Linked DNA regions of Homo sapiens: region 2 is linked to region 1. Evidence: chromatin contacts called from ENCODE Hi-C or POLR2A ChIA-PET data. All regions are on one chromosome and are shown on one strand. Each heading gives the region's core, a stretch centred on a gene start or an enhancer-like site at or near the end of the contact. The rest is flanking DNA. Distances are from core to core; before and after follow the strand shown.

Evidence for each region. A loop is a pair of places that touch in the nucleus more often than their neighbours do. ChIA-PET counts read pairs that join two places held with the same protein, here RNA polymerase II (POLR2A).
Region 2: a loop to region 1 is called in a map of endothelial cell of umbilical vein, with 2.9 times the contacts of the local background. The contact joins two enhancer-like sites. A Hi-C loop is called at or near these places in 1 of 168 maps with a recorded cell type or tissue (endothelial cell of umbilical vein). POLR2A ChIA-PET finds 5 or more read pairs at or near these places in 1 of 52 experiments (HEK293).

What each region holds. Positions count from the first base shown.
Region 1 is chr18:55,987,463-55,990,551 of GRCh38, reverse strand. No RefSeq gene overlaps it. Among named protein-coding and RNA genes, the nearest start is that of LINC03092, 7.2 kb to the left of the region's middle. Within about 2 kb of position 1,680, at least 3 of the 41 ENCODE cell types and tissues checked have a DNase peak (open chromatin) inside an H3K27ac peak, as active enhancers do.
Region 2 is chr18:55,383,244-55,386,332 of GRCh38, reverse strand. All of the region lies in intron 6 of TCF4 (transcription factor 4), which reads left to right. Among named protein-coding and RNA genes, the nearest start is that of TCF4-AS1, 68 kb to the left of the region's middle. Within about 2 kb of position 1,577, at least 2 of the 41 ENCODE cell types and tissues checked have a DNase peak (open chromatin) inside an H3K27ac peak, as active enhancers do.

The DNA.
Region 1 (3,089 bases), core at 431-2,930:
TTATGTATATATGTGGATGTTTATATATATATATGTGTGTGTGTGTGTGTGTGTGTGTGTGTGTATTGCTATGAAACATACATCAACACATTGCTGATAGGAGAATTGCTGCCACCCTTTGGGAACTAATTGCACAATATGATTAATAATTTTGGAAGTTTTCATTACACATAATAGAAAGTCCAATTCAATTCACTTACACAACAACAACAACAAAAACCCTGTAATTTCACATGATAAGGATTCCAGAAGGAGAGAAATGTAAGGGCGTTAATTTAGTGGTTCAACAGGTTACAAGGACTGAGTTTCTTTCTGTCTTTCTTCTGTGTCATGTGCTTGTGAGCTAGTTCTCTTCAACATCACACGGTGACTGCTATAGTTCTAGGCATCACATCCTTATCCACCAATAACAGAAATTTTAAAAAGGGTGGTCTTATCCTTAAATCTGTTTTTAACATCTAAGAAACCATCCCCTGAAATCACCCCGGCAAATTTTCATTCACCAATTATTAAATAAAATTAAGTCATATTCTCTTTTCTAAGCCAATCACTGATAGTGGGAATGGAATTACCATGGTGGGCTTTTTCTAACCATTGTGCTTGAAGATGAGTCCACGTTTCCTTGAAGTATGTGGCTGAATAGAAAATGATAGACACCTGGGATAGAAAAAGGGTACTCCTAGTAAGAAGACAAAAATTGATGTTGGCTATCTATCACCAAAATTTTTCGCCATGTGTGTCAAGAGTTATATCCATGCCTTTTGACCCAACAACTCTACTTGTGGGAATTTCTTGTTAAAAAATAATCTAAAGGTATTTATTTAAAATATTCATTAGTGCACTGTTTATTTTAAAACTATAAAATAATGTCTAGTAATATAAAAATTATTCACTTAGATGATTTCTATTAGATGAAATATTATAGAATTATTGGAATGATAATTATAAAACATTATGGCATTAAGGAAATGTTTATTACATAATGCTAAGTGAAAAAAGACACAATTACAATTACAGTATGATGGCAACTATATAAAATATGGTTTTATTTTTTAAAGGATATAAAAAAGATTGTGTGATTTTTTTCTTTGCATTTTTAAACATTTTGCTAGCTTATTTTTAAACTAACAAAGAATATAATGTATTATCTACAGATAACGCATTATCTGTAGAATTGAAAGGATCATTATATAACAGTGTAACTGTAGGCTGCTGGTTAAGATATAATCAGATATCTCAAAATTGGGAATTTTTATGAGGCTGTTACATAAAATTATGTAAAAGTTCCAAAATTATTTAAATGGAAGTAACTAAAAAACTGAGTTGAACTCAAGGCATTTAAAAATATATATTTCAAATTTATGATATACAGTATCAAAAAAGCTATACAATTTTCCATATTAGTTGGGTTAAAAAGTGCCCTTATACTAGTGATTCTTGTTTAGGTTGGTTTTCTACATGACCCTATCAGAGAAAGTTTGTCTTTTTTTCTGCTTCTAGTAAGCCTTGTAGATGTCATTGGCACATTTATTTTTCCTTGATTTCTTTGGGAAAAGGAGGCAACTGGTCCAGCTTTTTATGCCTGAGGTCCAGAAAACATACACCTGGGAAAGGCTACTGAACTTTAATTAGTCTTTCCTGTTTCTGAGTCTGCTTGCACAACAGTCTTCCTCCTGCACATGACCCTGTCGTCAACTGTCTTCCTGAAATGTTTATAAATAAAACATGGAAAAAAGTATGAGATCACAGCCCAGGATTAGCCTTAAGCCATGTCTTTAGGGTTGTTGCCATAGCAGAAGTGTATCCAGGATCAAAAAAACACTCTTGGATCACAGGACTCTTTCACTTTTTATACGCTGTGTAGCACCTGGTCTATGGACTGCATACATTTCAGCACAGGGTGGTTGTGCTCTGTCACAAGCCCCTTAAAAAAGGAGAAGTTATCTTATGAGTGATGGCCCTATATACTATGTCACTCACCTTGTCCTTGTGGAAGAAACAGGACCAGAGAGGGCAAATAGATTTGGTAAACAGCGAATGAGACAGCAGAAACATATAGATGTATTGCTAATAATATTCATTTTTTGAAAGTAAGAAGTTAATGCATCCGTGTAGGACAGAATGGGGTTGATGATATTTTTGTTCTTTTTATCCTCGCTCCCCAAGCACTTATCTAAGGATATCTAGAAGAGCAGGACTGGATTGAGTGGGGGTGGGGGTGCTGTCCCAGGGAATGGGGGAATAGCTCTTGGGATTTTGTGCCTTTTTATGTCTTCACTTGTCCTTTCTCATTTGGGTTTAGGTGTGTCCTATCTGAGGAGTTTAATTGGCTCCAGAGCAGAGATCTTTATTCCCTTCATCAGACAGAGTGTGTTCTATGACCACAGTAGAATTCAGCTAGAAGGAAAAAGTAGGACAATAACTAGAAAATTTCCAAAATGTTTAGAAATTAAGCAATAACATTTTGAATATGAGTAAGTCAAAGAAGAAAAAATAAAAATCAAACTGAAATATCATTAATATGGCACATCTCAAAAACTTGTGACATGCAGGTAATGCCATGTTTAGAGGGAAATTTATAGCCTTAAAATGTATACATTAGAAAATGAGAAACCTGAAAACCAATGACGTCCCTCACACTCAATAATTTAGGAAAAGAATTTAAAATTAAATTCAAATAAAGTAAAATAAAGTAATAAAAATTTACTGAAAATTACAACTCACCAAAATTGAAAACGAGGAAATAGAAAAGTCAAACCAAAAAAAAAAAAAATCCATAATTTAAAATCTCCTTGCAAAGAAAATTTCAGGTCCGCATGGCTTCACTGGTCAACACCTCTAAGCATTCACAAAGATGTAATATCATAGTTCTAGAAACTCTTCTACAGTATGGAAAAACAAATAGCATTTTTTTCAGCTCACTTTGAGGCTAGTATAACTTGGATACTAAAACCTGACAAGGATATTATAATACAGTAAAATTACAGACAAGTCTCTTTAATGCAAAATATAAGATGGATAATGTATCATGACTATATTGAATGTATCCCAGAAATGTAAAGGGTTTTTTTAACATTCAAAAATCAATT
Region 2 (3,089 bases), core at 328-2,827, 600 kb after region 1:
GTGATATTGGCGTATTTTGCTGTCCATGGGTCTAAGTGGATGGTATTATAGCTTTGAAAGAGTCATGGCAAAGGAGGGAACAGGTGTGTCCCAAACCCTAATGAACTCAGCAGATTGGCCTGGCATTCTGGCAATGTAGTCATTCAGCGGAGCCGTGGGGACTCCCTGGGTGGGGACCCAGCATGCTTCTGGAGGTACCTGGGAGGCGCTGGGAGTAGGGCCTGCTGTACTGGTTTGACTAATGTGGTGTAGGTGTTGATGTTGGAGAGTTGGTGGCCAGTCTCAGGCTCTGTTCTGGCACTACTCCAGCTTGTTGGTCATGAATGCAGATTGAGATTGAATGGCTCCTTACATTTCCCTTGAAGAAAGGCAGCTTTGTCTTCCAGGAATGAGCTGATGGCAGTGGCCGTGTGGACATTCTGCAGCTTTGGCACCCAGTAGCGATGGCCTGATTGCCTTGAAACTGGGAGCCTCTAGGGCCCTGAGAACTTGAGCAGGGCTGGACAAGCCTTGGAGCAGAACTTTGCTGTGAATTCTTTCATTGACTCGCAAAAGATGAAGGACTCTAATCCCTGATATCTACCTTTCCACTTGACCTTTTTAGTCTTCAGTGGTCTTTTAGAAGTAATTTTACCTGGCCGCGGTGGCTCATGCCTATAATCCTAGAACTTTGGGAGGCCTAGGCGGGCAGATCACCTGAGGCCAGGAGTTCGAGACCGGCCTGGCCAGCATAGTGAAACCCCATCTCTACTAAAAATACAAAATTAGCAGGGTGTGGTGGCTCACGCCTATAATCCTAGTTACTCGGGATGCTGAGGCAGGAGAATCACTTGAACCTGGGAGGCAGAGGCTGAAGTGAGCCAAGATCGTGCATTGCACTCCAGCCTGGGTGACAAGAGAGAAACCATCTAACAAAAAAAGTTATTTTATGAAAAACATTTGGAGGTTTTCTTTTGGGTATGGCAGGCAGATTGGCCTCTTATTTGGCATAGGTGAAGAAGAAGAGTTGAATAAAAGTAGTTGGGGCATAGAATGGCCATGCAAGTTCCCAACTAAATCAGGGTCAAGTTTAAATGTATTTGTATTTTGTTCAAATTCATCTTTATCTAAAACAGGCTGATGCTGTTTTGTCTCTGTGCTGCAGGTGGATAGCCACAAATTTGACTCTATAGTTACCAGTTATCCCCCTGCCACCCCTTGTTTTTCTTCCTGATTTCTCTACTTCCAATCAGCTGCTCTTTTAGAAACCAATAGAGAAGTGAGACGGGGTGGGGGCAGAGGAAGAGAGAAAGGGGGTAAGGGGGAGGGAGAAAGAGGAAAGAGAGGTTGTTTTTTGTCATTAGTGAGTAAAAATCTGTCGGGCTCGGGTAGTTTCTTAGTGAATTCAGCATTTAGTGATTAGATTAGAGGGGTATATTTGAGCTGAAGATTTTGGGAACTCACCTTTCTGCTCTACAGAATCCCTAGGTTTCTCCTTTAGCTCTACTTTCTGATTCATTCCATCCCCATCCACTGACCCCACCGCCAATATTGAGGTACTTGTGAAAGCTCAGAATCTCCAGTGTCCTCAAGGAGCTAGCCCCAAAGTGCCCCCTGGTGGCTAGAGGAGAAAAAGACAAGATGGAGGATGGGAAAAAGGTCAGGTGGATGGATAACTTTGGCTCTTCTTTTGGCTCTTCTTTTCTGATAGTATTTTTGTTAACAGCATCTAATGGGTTGTCTTCTTTCAGTATCAATGTGAACCAGCTCTGAATAGGTTAGTGTATCAATGTATTTCCCTTTTTGGGTGATTTTGCTGCAGGGATTTCTTTCCCTATGCCAGTTTTTGTTGGTCTGATTTTTGTTTCTAGGCATATTGCATTGACCTGAGCCTTCTCACAGTACTGATGACACTGGGGGTAGGGAGAACAGGAGCAGTTGAAGACGACACATGCTGTCACCTCATGTGCTGGTGTGAGTGGCGCAGGGAAGGGCTGTGATTTTTTATAGGCACACTGATTAGCCAAGCACTTGTCACCTCCACTGCCGCTCATTGGCCTACTGAGTGTGAGCGTGCCATCTAATTGACAGCTGTCTGTTGTCAGAGGGCCATCTTTTCTCCTTTTCAGTTTGAGTGAACACAACAGAGACATCTGCAGAGCTCTCTGCAGCTCTGACAAGGTTGCCCTGCCTGCCAACCCTCAGACTTCTAGGCAGCATAATTGAAGAGATCAGAAAAGAATATTAACCCGTTGACCATCTTGGGCTGAGGTGTAATGACCAAAAAGTCACTTTTTAAGGTGACTGTGAGTCTTTCTTAGTAGAGGAAGACATGAGATTCTCTGTCAGAAGAGTCAGGCCAGTAGGAAGTGCTATTTCTTGGTAGTGATTGTTCGTGGGGTTTCAGTTCATCTGAGCACTTGGAAGAGGATGAGAAGTTCATTTTCAAGGTAGACCCAGTGTTTCATGGTGGGGTTACACTGAAGCCTGAATGCTGGGTCACATCATTCATGTCTGATTTGGCTTGTGTAATGACAGTAGTGCTTTGGATGTGTGTAGTTTGGATGAGGGTTACTCTTTTTCTTTTACCGCCAGGCCTGACACTGCCCTTTTAGCGTAAGATTCCAGAATCTCTTATGCAGTAGCATGGAATGTATGGCCAACCCCGTAGTAACGTGGACTGCCTCTTTGGGACATTTCCTGTAAGCCAGAGATATCAAGGTGGACTTTGTGATGGGTAGATTGTTTATTATACAGATATCAGCTTGGGAATTTGAATGTTTAATTATTTGCCTTGTCGTAGTGTCTTCAAATGAAGCTCTATTTGAGCATCTACTGGGATTGGTACAATATGCAGACAAGCTGGCTTTGTGTGGGTCGAGTCACCTGTGCTTGCAGGATGGGGGTGCTTGCTATATTTGGAAGTGATTTAGTGGTATCCTAGGTTTATCAGGAGGAAAATACATCTTTGCATTTATTTGAACATTTGATTTAGAAAGGGACAGTGTGTGGGTATTGGATAAATTGCTTTTACTCTTTCTTTGCTTTGCATTGTTCTCCCCTCTGATGATTTGCAACTTAGCAAGCCTTCATCATTGAACCTGGGTGAA